3 separate regions of the Mus musculus genome follow, and regions 1 and 2 are each linked to region 3. A link is a contact called in ENCODE POLR2A ChIA-PET data. All regions are on one chromosome and are shown on one strand. The core of a region is the stretch at or near the end of the contact, and the rest is flanking DNA. Distances in the headings are between cores, read along the strand shown.

What was found. ChIA-PET counts read pairs that join two places held with the same protein, here RNA polymerase II (POLR2A).
Region 1: POLR2A ChIA-PET joins it to region 3 with 16 read pairs in embryonic stem cell. The contact joins the promoter of Pfdn5 here to the promoter of Sp1 in region 3. POLR2A ChIA-PET finds 5 or more read pairs at or near these places in 4 of 5 experiments (Patski and embryonic stem cell).
Region 2: POLR2A ChIA-PET joins it to region 3 with 15 read pairs in embryonic stem cell. The contact joins the promoter of Mfsd5 here to the promoter of Sp1 in region 3. POLR2A ChIA-PET finds 5 or more read pairs at or near these places in 3 of 5 experiments (Patski and embryonic stem cell).

Annotation. Positions count from the first base shown.
Region 1 is chr15:102,324,670-102,327,369 of GRCm38, reverse strand. It overlaps Pfdn5 (prefoldin 5), which reads right to left and starts at 1,254. Exons shown (of 6, transcript NM_027044.3): 1 at 1,110-1,254; 2 at 835-937; 3 at 521-552. The coding sequence starts at 1,181.
Region 2 is chr15:102,278,033-102,280,732 of GRCm38, reverse strand. It overlaps Mfsd5 (major facilitator superfamily domain containing 5), which reads right to left and starts at 1,277. Exons shown (of 2, transcript NM_134100.4): 1 at 1,104-1,277; 2 at 1-556. The coding sequence starts at 538.
Region 3 is chr15:102,405,059-102,407,758 of GRCm38, reverse strand. It overlaps Sp1 (trans-acting transcription factor 1), which reads right to left and starts at 1,443. Exons shown (of 6, transcript NM_013672.2): 1 at 1,337-1,443. The coding sequence starts at 1,343.

The DNA of each region.
Region 1 (2,700 bases), core at 5-2,504, 80 kb after region 3:
TGGTCTTCTCCTTCCACCCCATTAGTATCAGAAAGTTAGCTCAGTGTGTATGTGTGGGTTTTACGCTCTGCGTCGTCACCTTGCCGGCTCTATTGTTACTTAAAACAGTCTTCACCACTTTGCTATTCTTAGGTTTCTCTTTCGACTGTCATTTCCTGGTGGAAATGACAACAGGTCATTTCAACAGGAGGAAACAATCTACCTTTCACTATTAGAGATGAGCGGCAATTAAGGTGAAATTGAAAAAAGAGGCAAGTTCCCAATTTCAATATCCTAACATTTTTTCTACTGGCTTTAGCCAAATGCCAGCTTTGTCTCCATATTGACATCTCTAAACAAAGAGAAACACAACATTTCAATTCTTCACCGAACTCTGATACAAAGTATTACATGGACACTGGTGCAACGTTAGACAAGTGAGCTACGTTAAGTGTTCGACTGTTCTTAAAATCAAAACTCTCCCCGCTTTTGGGAAAGACTGTGGAAGAATGTAAGGTAGCATTTCCCGTGGAAAGGATACAGAACTCGTCAGTGGGACCAGTAATTCTTTTCCTGTGAAAGTAATAAAGACAAACAGCTGGGGAAGGCTAGCGGCTCCCACGCGAAGACGTTAGGGGAAGCTCCCAACAGGGCTCAGTGTTCACAGACAGTGAAAAGAACACAGCAACTGAGGAAATGTCTTGTACATTTTAGTTTTCTGTAGGCAACATGCGGGGGCTCCTGTGGCTACACACACACTAAGTAACAAACAGTTTTCTTTAACGAAAACTGGAACTAGGAAAAAGCGAAGGAGAAGCCGGCATCCCCAGGCGCCCTCACCCGCCTAGCCCATACCCTCGTTGCTCTTGTTCAGCACGTTCAGACAGTCCTTGGCTTCCACGTACTTGGTCTGGACCACCTTGAGCTGAGCAATGGACGTGGACAAAAACTCCACTTCCTACAGAAGCCGGGAAAAAACAAGGGGTCAGCTCAAGAAAGCGGGGCCCAGGCTGAGGGGGCGGGACCCGGGACCGGATAGGGGTTTCCCTGGGAAAGGAAGCCTCCCCGACCGGGCGGGCGGTCGGTCGGAGGATATGAAGCGCGAGGAAGGTGCTGGGACAGGTCCTCACCTGGTCCAGCTGGTTCTTGAGCATTTCCAGTTGTGGCAGATTCAGCTCCGTGATGTTAATCGACTGCGCCATGTTGGGAAGGAGGACTGCCGAAGAGGAAGCCGCCTGGGCGAGTGACGCTCTAGCCGCCCTCCGCGTTACCTCCGTGGTGCCGCCAGGGGATACGCTCTGCGCCCGTCGTCTCTATGATCCTGTGTTTCGGACCCGCTTTTCGGATCTCAAGCTTAATTAGAGAACGCAAGTTTTTCTTTTCTCAGAGTACACTAAAGCTAGCACGGTAATTTTGGCTTCCTGTCCCCATAACTCTAGGTTCTGCTGGCCTAGAAGTTTTGGCTCCAGAGAGGGGAGTGCTCCTACCAGGAGCTACAACAAACATTCCATTGAACTGGAAGCTCAGACTTCCCCTTGGTCATTTTGGGCTTCTAATGCCCTTAAACCAACAGGCTAAAAATGGAATAACAGTGTTAGGAGGGGTGATAGATCCAGATTACCATGGGGAAATTGGATTACCTCTTCACAATGGTGGTAAGCAAGATTATGTCTGGAGTGTAGGAGATCCCTTAGGGCGTCTCTTAGTACTACCATGTCCTGTGATTAAAGTCAATGGGAAACTACAACAGCCTAATCCAAGCAGGATGACAAAGGACACAGACCCATCAGGAATGAAGGTATGGGTCAATCCTCCAGGAAAAGAGCCAAGACCTGCTGAGGTGCTGGCTGAAGGTGAAGGAAATACAGAATGGGTAGTAGAGGAAGGTAGTTATAAAATTAGTTAGCAAACATGGCTTGGGCCTTCAAGGGACTCGAAACTCTCGGACTCACGACACAACCACAAGATTGTAAAGCGGTATAAGCTACTGCGCGTTGTTGGGACAAGCCCGCGACAGGACAGCAGGGAACCTGTGTTCTGACAGTACCACTAACGCGCTTTAAAGGATAAAGTGCAAGTGCCAAAAAGGAACAACTGCCAACCAACTACATTTATTTTTATGTCTCAGTATATATGCAGGCAAACCAAACCTAGGTCCTTTGAAAGAGCAACCTAGTGCTCATAACTGCTGAGTGTCTGTCTAGCCCCACCATTGTGTGTTGGATAGGAAGGGTCTGTGTGCTTCCCAGCAACTTTTTTTTTTTTTTTTAACAATATCAGCCAGATATTGGTGGTGCACACACACTTTTATTTATTTATTTATTTATTTATTTATTACATGGAAGTACACTGTAGCTGTCTTCAGACGCACCAGAAGAGGGCATCAGATCTCATTATGGGTGGTTGCTGGGATTTGAACTTTGGACCTTCGGAAGAGCAGTCAGTGCTCTTACCCACTGAGCCATCTCACCAGCACCCCCCCCCCTCCCAGAAACTTTTAAAGGTGTAGTTGTTGCAACAAACCATATGAGTAGCAAACCCCATTGAATCTGCTGCTGCCATTGCCAAAGTGTAGCAGCCTTGGTGGGAAGGGCAATGGTTTCTAAAATCATCCAGGATTCAAAGGCAGTGGAAGGATTAAAAACATCAGCATAGCCCTATCACTACCTTTCCTTTCTCCAGTGTGAACACTTTAACTGCCAGGGTATTGTTTTGTAGCAC
Region 2 (2,700 bases), core at 28-2,527, 130 kb after region 3:
CGTGGTTCCAGAAGGCGGCTCGGGCAAAGGTGGCTGGGATCCACTCGGCGGGGAAGTCATGCCTCTCCACGTGCTCGTGGATGTACCAGGCCTCAAAGGCTGAGAAGAGGAGAGCTGTGGACAGCCCACCGAGTGCTCGGCCCACCAGCAGCACGAAGTAGTCCTGAGAGAGCTTGGTTATGCAACATAGAGAGTAAGTGAGGGAGAAGAGGACACAAGACTTCTTACGACCCAGCCAGTCCACAAGGGAGGAGGCCACTAGGCCAAAGAGGACCGTGGAGGCAAGGCCACAGACGTAGAGGATAGCAATCTGACCCTCCAGGAAGTGGTAATGCTGATAGAGTTTATACAGGTAGGGAGCTTGGAGCCAGTCCGCTGCCAGGGCCAGAAAGTAGACTTGATAGAAGTCTAGTTGAAACTGAAGGAAGGAGGGGTTGCTGCAAGCTCTTCCAGGGGGCCTGGCTCTGCATCTTGACAGCTCCAGACCCAGGCAGGAGGCCAGGAGGCCCACAAAAGACAAATAGGCAGTCACCAGCATGATGGGCCCCCGGACGACCTGGGGAGAGAACGATGGCCACAGTCACATCCATAATCCAGGTAGCACAGTCGAGGAGTTAGGTGTCTAAGCAGAGGGCAACTCCACCCAACTGCACTGTCAATTTCTCTCCCCCAGAGCTGAGACTGGAGGGACCAGTTGGGTGGGTGGGAGGAGTGGCTGTCTCCTAGGACTCAGTGGGGCGGGGGAGGGTGACAGTGGGGAGAGGCCAGAGCACTCGCTCCACCCTTGCCTGGTACAGCAAAGGGGACTCCTTTCAGTAATCTCGGTCCCTCAAGTTCAAAAGGGGCTACTGCCCATCTCCATGATAGGTTCTGCAGGCTTCTTGTACCTCCCATCCTCGCTGATAAGCCAGTTTTGGAGCTCAGTGTCTCCACATCTATTCCCGAGCATCCCTTCCGCCCGGGCCGGCCTCTCCAATGCTTCGCGGTCACGCGCGCGCACCGCAGGTTCCCCGGCTATGGGTCACGGCTGACCCTCCTTGCGCCCCCTAGCCTCAGCCGAGCGTCCCCTCATCCGCTCGCACCTCGCCCGGCCCCCATCTCACCTGCTGCCCCGGTCTGCCGGGACGCTCCGGACACGTCCGGCTCCAGGCCGCCGGGCCGCCCTCCCCGCACTGGCTCCGGCTCCGCTCGGGTTCCAGCAGCGCGCCCGCCCCTCACAGCCTGCTTCCGGGAGCCGGGCTGGCTCGTGGCCGCCGCCATGATAGCCCCGTCACGTGACGGGGCGCGGCAGGAAGCCACTCCCCCTCGTGGCGCCCCGCCCAGGAGCGGAAGAGCCTATGGGGCCCGGGATGCTGGAGCGGTGCGCTGTTCTCTTGGGCGCCTGAGCAGGCGGGTACCATAGGGTCCTCCAGCTGGCCAATATCCGCGGGGTCGTCCGGAATGAAAGTGTATTTTCTGTTTTCCTCCAGGAGGAGAAGGAAAGGTGCCGGCAGTCCCTCAGAGCCAGCGGATACCACGTGCTAATGAACTCCGCTGCCCTAAATTGAGCTGCCCTAGGGTTTGGACCTCCCCTGACCTCCCGGCCAGCAGTCAGTATTGTCCAGACACCTGAGGGAGGCGGTGTGGTGTAAAGCCGGAGTCCGGCTGCGGAAGCAGTGACAAAAACTTAAGCCCTGGAGCTGGACTCCCACCTCCTGCTACCTAGGATCTGCTTTTTCTTGGAATGTTAAGTTTCAGTATTCAATATTATGTCCTGGAGACCCCTGCAATGGCTTCCCTTTTCACTAAGGATAGAATCCAACATCTTTCAAAAGACATGCAAATGCATCTGTCCGGGACTTTTTGCTATGTCCATGACTTTATCTGCTACCACGCGGCCTCCTGTCTACACCGGCTCCCACCTGGGCCTTTGCACACTGCTTCCTGCAGAGTTCCCCCCCAAGATAGTTACCTTCTTTACCGCCAGAAGTCATGTTATTATTAGAGAGGACCTCTTTCTTTCTTTCTTCCTTTTTTTTTGGGGGGGGGGGGTTCAAGACAGGGTATTTCTGTATAGCCCTGGCTGTCCTGGAACTCACTTTGTAGACCAGGCTGGCCTCAAACTCAGAAATCCACCTGCCTCTGCCTCCCAAGTGCTGGGATTAAAAGCATGCGCCGCTGCCACCGCCTGGCCAGGACTTCCCTTTCTTTCATGGTGTGGTGGCTCATGTAGTCCTTGCGCTTGGAAAGCAAATAAATAAATAAATAAATAAATAAATAAATAAATAAATAAATAAATAAATCCTAGCGAAAATGCTCCATGATTAACAGGTTAAGAGCACTTGCTGTTCTTGCAGAGGAGAGGCAGAGGGGTGGAAGATCACTTGTTACTGCTTTTGAAGAGTAATATGCAGAGTAGTTTTCACAATTGCTTGTAGCTCCAGCTCCACCAGGGGAGCTGACTGACCTCTTCTGACTTCTGAGACCTGCATGAAACTAGTGAGAGTATAGTCACTTAGGCACACACTCATGCACATAAAATAAACTTTTAAATAAAGTAAATCTTTAATAAATTAAAAAAAAAAAAAAAAGCAGGGCTGGAGAGGTGGCTCAGTGGTTAAGAGCACTGACTGCTCTTCCAGAGGTCCTGAGTTCAATTCCCAGCAACCACATGGTGGCTCACAACCATCTGTAATGGGATCTGACACCCTCTTCTGGTGT
Region 3 (2,700 bases), core at 194-2,693:
CAAAAGAAATAAATTAAGTGTATGTGTGTGTGTAGGGGGGGGTGTGTTAAAAACAACATAAGATTTAAAATTAAGGATTTGACCGTCAGCAATGACTGACAGAACAGTTTTTAAAAAGATCTTAGCCAGATAGGTCTAAATATGGTGGTAAGCCTAAAATCCCAGAATTTGGAAGTGGAGGCAAAAGTTCAAAGAAATCCTCAGCTACATAGTAAATTGGGATGCCAAAGCCATAGACACATAGCTTAATGGTGCCCAAGACAGGCCACTATTTTCCTATGCACAAATTAACCCCAGAAATGACTCAAAAATTGCTTTGGAAGCTAGGCATGGTGACTCACACCTATAATCCCAAGACTTGGAAGGATGAGCCAGGTGGTTCACCAGTTCTAGGTCTTCCAGGCCTACAGAGTAAGAACTGATCCCAATACAAATAGCCCTTTTGAGAAAGGGAATTTGGAATTTCAGTGTCTCAGAAATAAAGAGTTGCTCCTTAGGGTTGATAGCACTCTTAATCCCAGCACTCAAGAGGAAGAGGCACCTAGACAGCTAAAAGTCTGAGGGCTGCAATAGTAACTTCGAGTTACTACGAATACCACATAGAACCTATCTCAAAAAAGAAAAAAAAAAAAAATGCATCCTGGAAGGAAAAGGAGACCCAACATGTGGGTGGATGGAAAGTGTGCTAAAATTAGGACTATAAGAGATGAAGAAAGATCTAGTGTAAACAATAACAGGAAGGGACTGAGAAAGAGTAAATCCTAAGAGAAGGTGAGGAAACATCTGAGAGGACAGGTAAGGGTCTAGGGATTAGAACCCAGGTTTGGGGCTGAGGAGGCGGTCCAAAGAAGGAAGGGGCGGTTTCGGGGATAGAGGCGTGGCAAGGGCGGGTCGGATGGGGGAAGGGAAATTTACGGGGGTGCGGGGGAGGGCCCGGGGCAGGCTGCGACCGGAGGGCGGGCGGACCGGGGAGGCGGTTGGCCCAGGCGGGGCCTGCACTGGTCGGGCCGCCCCCGCGGCGCCAGCCCCCGACGGGAGGAGCCTCAGGCGGCCGGCCGGGTAGTGGGGGGTAAGGCCCGTCCCTCGTGGCCGGGGCGGGCAGGGGGCGGGCGAGGCCACGCTGCCCCCTCCCCCGGGGCGGGTAGCCCATCCCCCTCCTCCTCCGAGGCCCCGCCACTGCCCCTTCTCCCTCCCTTCCCTCCGCCCCGGGCGGGACCAAGGCCGCCGCCGCCGCCTCCCGCCCGCCCCCCCTCACAGCGGGGACCGCCCGGTCGGTCCTCGCGCGCGCCCCCTCACTCCCCTCCCACCCCTAGGCTCGGAGTGGACTCATCCTTACCGCTCATGGTGGCAGCTGAGGGGCGAGCTCAAGGGGGTCCTGTACGGGGGGGTTGGGGGGGGCCGGGAAAAACGCGGACGCTGACGAGGCAAGCGAACCCGGACCGGACAGGGAGGGGGGGGTAAGGAGGAGGGAGCAGCGCACCACAAGCCCGGCCTAATCCCCGCCCCTTATCTACTGCCCCGCCCAATGAGGGAGGGTGAAAGGAGGGCCTTGCAGAGGAAAGGCGGGCTGCCTACCCAATGGTAGGACTCGCTCTCTCGCTGAGGCGTGTAAGAGCAAGTTGCGTACTTGGTTTCCGCCCAGAAAGGCCGCCCTCTCAGTTTTAGCAACCAATTAGAAACTCAGGAAGTGGTGGTGGGCGGGATGAGATGACGATGGACTTGCAGAGAAACCAGTCAACCTCCAGGCGGGCTCCGTGAGCGGTAGGGATAGGAAGAGCTTAAGTAAGAAAGACAGGACAACGACCAACCAGAATCCTGGGCATGCCTGGGCAAAGTCCGTGTAGGGGGAAGAGTAAGAAATAGGCCGGAATGGGATAGGAGCAAGCTTCCTAAACCAATCAGAATTCAGGCGGGCAGTTAAGAAAGTTCTGATTGGACGATAACTGAAAAGAGCCGGAACAGGACGCGTATTGACGTGAACGAACAGCCAATTACGCGCCGAGGAGAAGGTGGAGGCTGGAACTTGGAATGGGGAGAGGAGAACAGGCTTCCTCCTCCGATACTCAAGCCAATGAGGCAGCGAAGGCAGCATGGCACCGCCTCTAGCTTTGGCCAATGGTCGTTACAGGGCCGCCCATCCTGAGGAGGGAACCGGGCTGTGCCAAAAGGAGTTGGTCGCCATGTTGGCCCTCCTCGGGAGGCTTCCTTCCCTCGTTAGGGTGTGCGCTTGAGTGGAGCCCTCCACAAGTGTCAGAGTCGAGACGCGTGAGGGCGAGAGTGTCGCGTCGCCCGAGACTGTTCGGGTTGTCCCTTCCCCGCTCCTACACAGCACCCCTCGAATGTCACCCCTGCCGGGATGGGCGGGCGGCTCCCCCTGGCCGTGGGTGGAAGCCCTGCGGCGGCGGGCGGGACGACAGCTTGGTGACGGCACGCGAAAACCCAAGTCGACTGAGCTGACCAATATGGAAGTCTTTCGGGAAGATGTAGCAAGCGCCATTTTCTTAAGCTGCCCCAGACCTGCTAAACCAACTCAGCTTTCAGAGTAACGCACGCTGGGGAACTTCGTGAAGCCAAGCTCTCATAAACTACTTCCATTTTCCCTCTTAGTAGAAAGCACGCTAACCTAGTTACTTCCTTTTGCAATCACAAAGGTTAAAGATTTTGCCTTAGGCACCTCAATCTCTGGCCTCCATTTCGCCT